Regions from separate parts of the Homo sapiens genome. Here region 1 is linked to region 2. Evidence: read pairs that join two places in POLR2A ChIA-PET (ENCODE). Cell type or tissue: B cell. All regions are shown on one strand. Each heading gives the region's core, and the rest is flanking DNA. Links, peaks and the distances in the headings are about the cores only.

Region 1 (4,715 bases), core at 608-4,607, 270 kb before region 2:
TGTTTGGAGCGGGCAGGCTTGGGGCTGGCTGGGTCTCCGGGGCCTGCCGGTCTGGGTGCTCTGGCCAACTGCCCAACGGCCCTAGGAGCAGGAGGTCTGGGGCACACCCTTCTAGCCTTTCCAGGACTCAACAAGCTTTAAGGTCATTCAGATGCTAATTTAGACTGCCCTTGTGTCAGAATACTAAGGTGGGAGGCGGAGCGGAGGTGCCAGTCACTCTGGGCGAGGCCTTACTGCGCCCATGCATCCCGGGCCCATTTGTCAGCCCTTGCTCTTCAGTGGGAGCCCAGCTGCAAGCCCAGAGTCTGGCCACTCCATAGTCCTGCACCCCTCTTTTGATTGGTCTTTCCTTTGCCCAGAGAGGGGCTCCAGAGGGAGATAGGTGGTGAAGCTCATGCAGGGATTCTGAGGACCTGATGGGGGAGGGCCCTGCGAGGGGTCCAAGCCTACATCAAGAGGAATTCAGTACCAGGGGGAGCTCCCCACCACCCCGGAAAAGGGAGAGGCCCAGAGATGGAGGTGGCTTGTCCAGGGCCCCACAGTAAGTTGGGATTTGGAGCCAGATGCTCTAAGCCCAGCCCTTCCGTTTCCTAGCTGGGTGTCCCTTGGCAGATGCCACCTTTGGAGCCTGCCCCACCTCGGGACACAGCGAGCTTCGAGTGCAGTCAGCCCCTGTGGAGTGTGTCCCAGTTACACAGAAATGGGGAAAATTTCACAAAACTAAAAAATGGCTTCTCAGCCCTCCTTTTTCAGTGAATGATGTGGAGCCCCACGCCTAGAAAGCCTGGTCCATGGGCGAGAGACTTTGCTGAGATGAGAAGCCAGCTGGGGCTGCTGCCCACCCACCCTGCCCAGGCTCCTGAAGGTGGCCTCACCTTCCAGGTGCTTGACAATGCCCCGCAGGCTGTTCCCGTGGGCTGCAATGAGCACTCGCTTGCCGGCCTTGATCTGGGGAACAATCTCCTCGTTCCAGAAGGGCAGGGCCCGGGCAATGGTGTCCTTGAGGCTCTCGCAGGTGGGGAGTTCCCCGGGCTTCAGGCCTGCGTACCGACGCTCCTGGGGGACACAGGCACGCTGCTTTCCCTCCCAAGCCAGTGGGCCCCCACCCGACTCCCCACTCTGCAGCTTCCCAGAGGCCTTCCCAGCAAAGGCAGCCCACCTTGCTAATGGAGTTGTAGTAGGGGTGCTTCTCGTCCATCGGGGGCGGCGGGATGTCGAAGGAGCGCCTCCAGATCTTCACCTGCTCCTCCCCGTGCTTGGCGGCCGTTTCTGCCTTGTTGAGGCCTGTGAGGCCCCCGTAATGCCGCTCATTGAGGCGCCAAGTGCGCACCACAGGCAGCCACATCTGGTCCGTGCCGTCCAGGATGGCCCAGAGGGTGCGGATGGCCCGCTTCAGCACTGACGTGTAGCAGATGTCAAACTCCATCTTGGCATCCTTGATGGCCTTGGCTCCCCGCTTGGCCTCCTCGGTCCCCTTTTCACTCAGCTCTGCATCGAACCAGCCACAGAAACGGTTCTCCTGGTTCCATGTGCTCTCGCCGTGCCGGACCATCACGAGGCGGTGAGTGGCCATGGTGGCAGCAGGGACCACAGAGGACTCTGGACGGGGACGGCTGCTTCCCAACACTCCCAGCTTTATAATAGTGTCTTCCCAGCCCCCACCCACCCCAGCCAACTGCCAATCAGCATTCCAGGCGGTGGCAGGTGACCAGTAGCTGAGCTGCTGGGGGCTGGGGGCCAGGGGAGTGTGCAGGCCAAGAGGCTGTGCTTAAAATAGCCCCACGCATCCACCAGCTCCTGGCCTGGGTTCAGGTGGCATGTCTATAACCAGCTGGCACCCAGAGCCCAGACTGAGTGGGGCTGCTGGTCAGGGATGGGCGTGAAGGGCAGAAGTCTGGGCCAGGGGAGATGGGGATAGCAGGGACAGAGGGGCTCTCCAGGGCAACGCTCAGTGGCCTATCAGCCATTCTCTGCTCAGACAGAGGCACAAACAAAATCCCAACCCCTTTCTCCTGTGATTGGCAGCCAGGCTAGGAGGCGGCCCTCAGCAGGCAGAGGAGGAGAGCCAGAGGAGCTGGTGCAGACCACAGCTTTGTGGAGAGGAGTCTGGCCTTGTGGAAGGTACCAGGCAGCAGCAGCAGAATGGGCAAGGGCTGGGGCTGAGCCGGGTTTCCAGGACAAAGGGGGAAAGGGCCCCTGTCTTTCCTCCGGGGTCCCTTTGTCAAGGTCTCATCCATACATGCCCCATGCTCCCACCCTATCTGCCCTCACCCAAGCCACGCTCACTCTCCTAGCCGAAACCACCTTGAAAAAGAGAAATCCAAGGGGGTTTGGGGGCAGGACTGAGGACTGTCAGAAGTCTTGATTGTTAGGTAAATGCTCAGCTTAGCAGGAACCCACAACGTAGGCTGAAGGGTGGCACGGAGTTGAGTCTAGGACCAAGACTTCTGCATTCAGGTTTGGGGGATGAGAGCCACCAAGGCAGGGAAGAGACTATGAGCAATAAAGTCACAATTGGGGCCCTAATGAAGGGGCCATGGCCAGACCCTTGGGCATGGGCCCCATCCAGGGCCTCCCATTTCCTCCCACCCCAGTGACCACACTGTCACCTGCGACACTTCTGATAACAGGAGCGGGTAGGTGAGAGGCCAGCAGAGGGACCACCACTCTGAGACTTGGATCTGAGTGTGCAAGAAACCCTCGACAGGCCTCCCTCCATCCCTGCTGGCCTACCTGGGGAGGGGCTCCTGGCTTGGGGCCTGTGAAGCTAAGGCTCTGTACCCAAAGGTTGGCAGACAAGTCCCAGTGGGCAAAGTCCTGTCGGCTGCCAGGACCCCCAAGGCTGGCAGGTGGAACCCATCCCTCCTAGCAGTGCCATGCGCAGGTCTCACTGTTCCACACTGATCCTGATTGAAGCCACATCTCCTCATCTGCTTTTGTCCCTTTGACCAAGAGTTGATTCACTAGCCCAACTAAACATGACTGAGGACCAGGCTCTGGCAGTCCCACAGGGGCCAGACATGAAGCCCATATTTCAGTGGAGGAGGGATCGTACCAGCAGCTAAACATGCCTACCGTAGATAGCACCAGATGCTAGGAAGGAAGGACCATAATGTACTGGGAGAGATGGGAAAGGAGAGGCCGGGGACAGCCCTGAGGTGACATGTGAGTGGAAAGAGCGGAGTGCAAAGGCCTCAGCTATGATGAGTCCTACAGGGAGAGCAATTCAGGTAGAGGGGTTGGCAAAGACCCAAGCCCTACAGAAAGCAAACAAGCTGGGGCAGCGACCATCAGGGGCACATGGCAGAGAGGTGGGCTTTGTGTCCCAACACAGTGGGAATCACTGGAGACTTTGAAGCATGGTCATATTTTCAAGTCACTTGCAGCTGTGTAGGAGTGGAAGTAGAAGCTGAGTACCCTGCAGGTCTCGGCAGCTTTGATGAGAACAAGGCCGCTTAGCCAGGGCTGGGTGCAGAAGCAGTGGCAAGGATCCCCCAGACCTGGGAGACCTCACTGCCAACCAAGCAGGAGGTGTCAAAAAGGAAAGGGGAGCCCAAAGAAGGGCTGGACTTCGGGGAAGCAAGCCCCTGCTTCTGACCCTTGGCTCCGGCTTGACTTTCCTTTGATTCATTTGACAAGTAGTTGCTGGCCTCTGCAGTGTGCCAGAGCTTTCTTGGAGGGGTACAGGGGTAGGAAAACCAAAAGCCACCCTCAGGGCCTCCATCCAGGAAGGCATAGCATGGTGGGCGGCGAGGAAGGCTGCTGAGTCAACAAGGTGGTCCCAGGAAGGTGGAGGGAGCATCTTCCCATGTCTCTCCCACTGACAGCCACCAATCCTGGACAGATGCAGGAGCAGCTGTCAGTAGACAGATAAGAAAAGGAGATCAGATTCAAAGTTCCGCAGAGAAGTGGTGAGGTAACAAGTATTGCCTAGCCTGGACACACAGGCGGCTTGAAACCTCAAGTGCACCAACAGAAAGAGCTCCAGGAAGAATCAGAGGAGTGGGATGTGAAGCCCCTCGAAGTCAGTGAGTTGGGGGAATCCCTCCAATTTTTCTTTTCTTCTCTACCCCAGCTCCTGGGCAGTAACATGGAGGTGGCAGTGGTGGCACAGTGACGGTAGTGTGAGCTGGGTACGCACTTGAAACCTGAGAGGGTAACGCTACCCTCTGTCTAGAGGAGCCATGGCCCCAAAAGCATGGGGCAACCACCTTCTGCAGCTCCTTTCTGCCCCCCTGCGCTGGGCCCTGGATGCAGTTTCAGGGAGTATGCAGCAGGGTAGGTAGGGAAAGAGCCCCAGATTTGTGGCTGGAGGTCTTGGTAGGGATGTTGCAGGGAGCTGTTGTGTTTCAGGGAGAGTACAGAGAAGGGAGAGATGAAGTGAGTGATCCGATAAAGTGATATGTGAAGTCATTGGCTTGCTGCCAAGCTGCGCACAGGGCTGACCCTAGATGCACATTGCAGGTCCCAGACTGACCGGTGTAGATACAGGACTAATATGACTAGTAGTGCAAACACTTTAAACAGTCAACATTCTGCTTAGGATTTAAACAAGGTCCAGAGTCTCAACATAATATTTAAAATATCCAGGTTATCCAAAATAACCCAGTGTATGAAAACCAGGAAAATCTTAACATGGGAGAAAAGAAGATGATCAATACATGCCCATCCTGAGATGATTCAACTATTGGAATGATCAGATACAGACTTCAAAG
Region 2 (6,052 bases), core at 1,195-5,194:
AGCAGACTCAGGTAGAGCCTGAAGTAGCCCTGATAATGGGCTACTCAACCTACTCAACCTCCAGGCTACTCAACCTCCAGGCTGGGGTGCCCCTCATGCTAGCACAGCCCCTGGGGCCTGGAGGGCAATGGACAGCTCCTGCCTCCCACCTACTTAGGTTTCTACCCAGTGGCTCTCCCTCAGAGCCTCCTACCAGGACTGTGGGCCTCTGCAGGAATTGGGTAGGTCCGGGTCCCCTCCACAAGCTCCCAGGGATCTTCTAAACCCCTCCTCAACTTCCCCCTCCCCAACACTTCCCCCTGACCCCAGAGAGAAATTGCTAGGGGGCCAGGCCTAACTACTGTTTTACCACACCCTGGAAACTCCATATGTAGCAACCTCAGCTTTGTAGCCACTATCCATGCTAACAGTGCTAACAGGAGCTATCATGTATTGGCGGGGGGCTAGAGGACATCCATTTGGAATAATATTTCAGAATCAGGACTTGGTGGCCTACTGCAAGTGAGAAGTGAGTGTGGAGGGGCTGGGGCTGCATGGATCTCTCCTATTTTTCTATAATGGCAGGATAAAGGGAAAACGAAAAGGAGGAACAGGTATGGGGTACAGATATTAAATTCCAATTAGGGAGTGTAGTGTTTAAGGGCCTCCTAAATATCCACTACCTGCAGTATCAGTGAAAATATGGCCTAGAGGCCAAGATAAAGAGAAGAATTGAAGGCACAGGCGGGAGAATGATCAATAGAAGGAAGGATTGAGTTGCAGTCTAGTGAGTGTCACAGGAGGAGAGAAAAGGGCTCATAAGGGGTCTCTGAGGGAGGCGGCATCAAGGAGATGGTTTGAGGAAGGGGTGATTAAGGAGACAAAGAAAGAGCAAGTAAAGGGGCGGGGGCAAATCCAGGAGAGAAGAGTGTCATGGAAGCTGGGTCGAGAAGTCTCCAGGCAGAGAAACGCCAGAGGCTGGGTTGCAGTAGGTCAAGGAGGGCATGGACAAATTGGATGTGGAAACAAGCATCACCTTCTCCAGCCAAAATCACTTGTGACTTCCACTTCTAGCTGTTTTACCAGACTAGCCCTCCCACCAAAAATAACCATGAATCTGGACAAAGTACGTGAGGCAGCTGTTTTCAGGGAGTGCAAGACTCAGATCCCTGTGGGAAGGGACGCTTAGGAGGTGAGCCCCGTGATTGCTCCGTGCTCCCCGACAGAGTTTTCTGACTGTGGCACACGGCACCGGAGTCTGGGCAGGGCACGGGGGTCATGTGGAGCTGAAGAGGTGGAGCAGCGGGAGCAGTGGGCATGCGTGGAGCCAAGCATTGGAGAAGAGGGAGCTGTGCACGCAGGGGTCCCAGAACCCCACACAGGAGCTCTGCAAGTCCTTGACTGACAACTAAGCTGCACATACAAAGGGAAGAACTGAGTCATGCCAAATTAGAGAGGCTTAGGAAACATTTTGGATGTTCCGTGCATCTGCAGTAACAAAACATGAACCCTAAGTAAGGAAGTTCAAAGTCATCTGCCAATAATTAAATTGCCTACTAAAACAATAATCAACATTCTTCAGAGGAAGTTAACACAATTTTGAGTTTCACAATATATTAGCCACAAAATCTAGTATTCAATTTTTAAAAAAAATTGCCAGGTATATAAGGAAATAGGAAAATGTGATGCCCAGGCAAGAATAAAGCAGACTATAGAACAGTAACTTAATCTAAAATGACCCAGATGTTGGGCTTAGCAGACTGTAATGTGGCGATTATAAATATGTCCAAATAATTAAAGTAAGATATAGTCTTAATCAGTGAGTATATAGGAAAACTCAGCCCCAAAATGGTATCTGGATACAAATTTTAAAACTAAAAAGTATAATAATTGAAATGAAAAATTCACTGGAAGGCTTAATAGCAGATTGGAGATAGTAGAAGAGTCGATAAACATGAAGACAGATCAATAAACATTATCTGAAGATCACAAGGAAAAAAGGCTGAAGGAAAGTGAATAGAGCCTGCGAACCTTGTGGAATAGTATCACATAATCTAACACATACGTAATCAGAGTCTCAAAGGAAAAGGTGTAGTAAAATTGGGGCAGAACAAATATGTGAAGAAATAATGGCCAAAACATCCCAAATTTGATGAAAAACATCAATTTACATATCCAGTAGTCTCAATAAACTCAAATCAGGATAAACAGAAAAAATAACAACACTCAGACACACAGTTCTGAAAACCTAAGAAAATTCTGAAAGCAGCTGGGTTTGCTGGGAGGTATAACATTACTTACAGGGAAACAAGTATAAGAATCATTACCAACTTCTCACCAGGAACAATGGAGGCAGAAACAATTGAATGGCATCATGAAAGTGCTGAAAGGAAAAAAGCTTCAACCAAAAAGATACTCATCTAGCAAAAATACCCTTTTAAAACAAGGTTGAAATGAAGACATTTAGACAAGACTGAGAATTCATTGACAGAAGACCTGTAATACAGTCAAAGCTATGGACATCCTCCAGGGCAAGGAAAATAATACCAGATGGAAACTGAGATCTACAGGAAGGACTAAGGAGCGCTACATGGAGAGATCCAGCAGACACCATCTTAACCATGCGATAGAAGAGTGGGACAAGTCAGCATTGTGAGCCCCCGATATAAATGCTGTAGGAAGAACACAGCATTGCCTCTGCATAGTTGATGAAATTATTAAGGCAGTAATGTCATAAGCAAACTTTGAATGGATCTGTGGATTCAATGGTAATATCAGATAAAGATCAATTTCCTGATTTTGACAGTTGTACTGTGTTCATATAGGAAAGGACCCTTGTTTTGCACAAGGGCTTAACGGGATGACGAAGAATCACATCTACAACTTGTTATTAAATGATTCAGGAAAAAAATACATTAGTATATATATAGAGAGAAAGACTGATAAGTCAAATGTAGTAAAGTATTAACAACTGGGGAATTTGGTTGAATAGTATATAGGAGCTCTTTTTACTATTTTGCAACTTTTCTGTAAATTTAAGATTACTTCAAAATAAAACAAACAAAAAAGCAGCAGCTCTGTAAGGGCATGAAGAAGGAAGAGGGCAACAGAATGGAGCAAGGGTACAGAAGGAAGATGACTTCCATAATGGTTTCTTAATGAGGTGGAATGTAAATAGAAAAGCACACAGATTACAAGTAAACATTCAGTAAATTTCCACCTTCACTCAGCACTTCAATTAAGAAAAGGAACAATATCTGCATACCTTATGTCCTCTCCCCTCCCATAGTGGTAGCTACTATCTCAACCTCTGCCAACATAGACTAGTATACCCTGGTTTTGAGGTTTAAATACGTAGAATTATAAAGTAGTTCCTCTTTTGTGTCTGGGAAAACCCCCAAATGTTATGTTTGTGATATTCAAATATGTTTCTGTATGTAGCAATAGCAACTTTTTCGTCTAGTCTAAATCATGTGTCTAGTCTAAATCATGTGAATTTATTTACATATATTTATACATTTATTATGTAAATCCCCATTCTACCGATAATGAACACCAGGGTGGTTTTCAGTTCTGAGCTGTTACGAATAATGCTATGACGAACATCTTTGTTCATGTCCTGGTGAACTTAAGCATCCATTTCTGTTCAGCAAATATCTAGGCATGGAATTTCTGGGTCACTGGGTATGTGGGTGCTCGCTTTTAATGGACACTGCCACAGGATTTCAAAGTGTGTTGACTTACATTCCCACAGCACAACACGAGAGTTCTGGTTGCTCCATAGTCTTGCAGATGACAACTGGTATTGTAAGATTTTTGGTCATTATAGTGAGTGTGGTCAGGGGTGGGGGGGCATATTACATTGTGGTTTTTAATTTTCATTTCCCTGAAGACTCATGAGGTGCTCTTAAGGATGAGTGCCTTTTCATGGGTTTTTGGACCATTTGGATATCCCTTTTTGTACAATGTAGTTCATGTTTTTAACATATTTTTCTATTGGATTGTCTTTTCCTTATTGATTTGTAGAAGTTCTTTCCTTCCTTCCTTTCTTTTCTCTTTCTTTCTTTTTCTTTCTTTCTTCTTTCTTTCATCTTTTTCTTGAGACAGGGTCTCACTCTGTCACTCAGGCTAGGGTGCAGTGGTGCCGTCACAATTCACTACAGCCTCGACCTCCTGGGCTCAAGCAATGCTCCCATCTCAGCCTCCCAAGTAGCTGGGACTACAGGTGTGCACCACCACTCCTGGTTAATTTTTTTTTTTTTTTTTTTTTTGTAGAGACGAGGTCTTACCCTATGGCCCAGGCTGGTCTCAAGCTCCTGGGTTCAAGCGATCCTCCCACCTCAGCCACTCAAAGTGCTAGATTACAGGCATAAGCCACCACACCCAACCTGTGGAAGCTCTTTATATATTCTGGATAGGAGTCCTTTGTCAGATACATTCACTGCAAATATCTTTTCCCACTCTGGCTTGTCTTTTCACCCTGTTTCACATTATTAATGATGTCTTTTGAGAAATATAAGTTCTTAATTTCAATGTGAGCAAATTTATCAGTTTTTTTGCTCAATGGCATTTGTGCTTTTTATATCCCACTTAAGAAATTACTATCTACTTCCAAGGTCATAAAGATGATCACCTATGGTTTATTTTCCTACAGCTTTATTGTCTGTTCCTTAGATTTAGTTCTACAATCCTTATGAATTAAGTGGGGGTGTTTGTGTTGTAAAGTAGACATCAAGATTTTCTTTCCATATATATATTCAATTCACCCGGGAATAATTTTATAAAAAATTATTTTCCCATTATATGATAAAGTGTTTCTGGACTCTGATTCATTCCGTTATTCTATTTGTCTGTACTTGACCAAGATCACACTGGATGATTCCTGTAGTTTTACAGTGAGTCTAGATGCATGGTAGTATAAGTCCTCCAGCTTTGATGTTGCTCCTCCTCCCCTTCTCATCCTTGTCCTCTTCCTCCTCCTCTACCTCCTCTTCCTTCTCCTTCTTCAAATTTATCTTACCTATTCTTGGTTCTTTGCAATTTCAAGTAGATTTTAGAATCAGTATGTCATTTACACACACACACACACACACGCACACAAGCGCGTGCACATACACACACCATCAAAACGCTTCTAGGATTTGGGGGTGGGGTGTGTGTGCACTAAAACTATAGCTCAGATTCCAGAGAATCAAAATTATTTAATATTGCATCTTGCAATCCACAAATATGGGATATATCCTTCCACTTATTTAGATGTACTTATCTCAGTAAATAATTTCCTGTGTAAACGTTTTGCATGTCTTTTGTTAGATTTACTACTAGGTATTTGTTGGTTTTGAACACTATTATAAATGATTTTTTTTTTTTTTTGAGATAGAGTCTCGTTCTGTCGCCCAGGCTGAAGTGCAGTGGCGCGATCTCGGCTCACTGCAACCTCTGCCTCCCGGATTCAAGCGATTCTCCTGCCTCAGCCTCCCAAGTAGCTGGGATTACAGGTGCCCACCACCATGCCTGGCTAATTTTTGTATTTTTAGTAGAGACGGGATTTCACCATGTTGGCCAGGCTGGTTTCAAACTCCTGACCTCAGGTGTTCCACCCACCTCGGCCTCCCAAAGTGCTGGGATTATAGGCATGAGCCACCATGCCCAGCTAATAAATGGTAATTTTTATATCTTTTTTTATTGTTTGTTGCTGATACATATAAGCACAATTTTAAAAATATCGACATTTGTACTAGTCAGCTCAGGCTACCATAACAAAATACCACAGACAGGGTGGCTTAAACAGCAGAGATTAGTGTTCCCACAGTTCTGGAGGCTGGAAGTTCAGGATCAGTGTGCCTGCATGGTTGGGTTCTGGTGAGGGCCCTCTTCCTGGCTTGCAGAGGGCTGTCATCTGGCTACCCATTGTCTGTGTATGGGGACAGAGAGATCTTTCTTCCTCTTCTTAGAAGGCCACCAATCCTATCAGATTAGGATGGCACCCATATGACCTCGTTTAACCTCAATTACTTCCTAAAGGCCCCACTCCAAACTGAATCACACTGGGGGTTAAGGCTTCAACACAGGA

What was found. Peaks named below come from ENCODE experiments on the same cell type or tissue, not always from the same donor. Only the 100,000 strongest peaks of a DNase experiment are listed, where the experiment ranks them.
Region 1: POLR2A ChIA-PET joins it to region 2 with 6 read pairs; 1 of 35 experiments calls an interaction of 5 or more read pairs at or near these places.

What each region holds. Positions count from the first base shown.
Region 1 is chr7:44,063,957-44,068,671 of GRCh38, forward strand. It overlaps DBNL (drebrin like), which reads left to right. Exons shown (of 13, transcript NM_001014436.3): 13 at 1-4,715. PGAM2 (phosphoglycerate mutase 2) reads right to left here and starts at 1,611. Exons shown (of 3, transcript NM_000290.4): 1 at 1,160-1,611; 2 at 876-1,056. The coding sequence starts at 1,573. RefSeq lists enhancers at 194-303, 948-1,007, 1,198-1,247, 1,308-1,377, 4,228-4,297 and a silencer at 2,558-2,627. In B cell, for the core only: no CTCF peak of the experiment used is centred there; no DNase peak of the experiment used is centred there; H3K27ac peaks cover 2,590 bases.
Region 2 is chr7:44,335,438-44,341,489 of GRCh38, forward strand. No RefSeq gene overlaps it. Among named protein-coding and RNA genes, the nearest start is that of CAMK2B, 13 kb to the left of the region's middle. RefSeq lists an enhancer at 3,402-3,471. In B cell, for the core only: no CTCF peak of the experiment used is centred there; a DNase peak (open chromatin) is centred at 3,414; H3K4me3 peaks cover 704 bases; H3K27ac peaks cover 756 bases.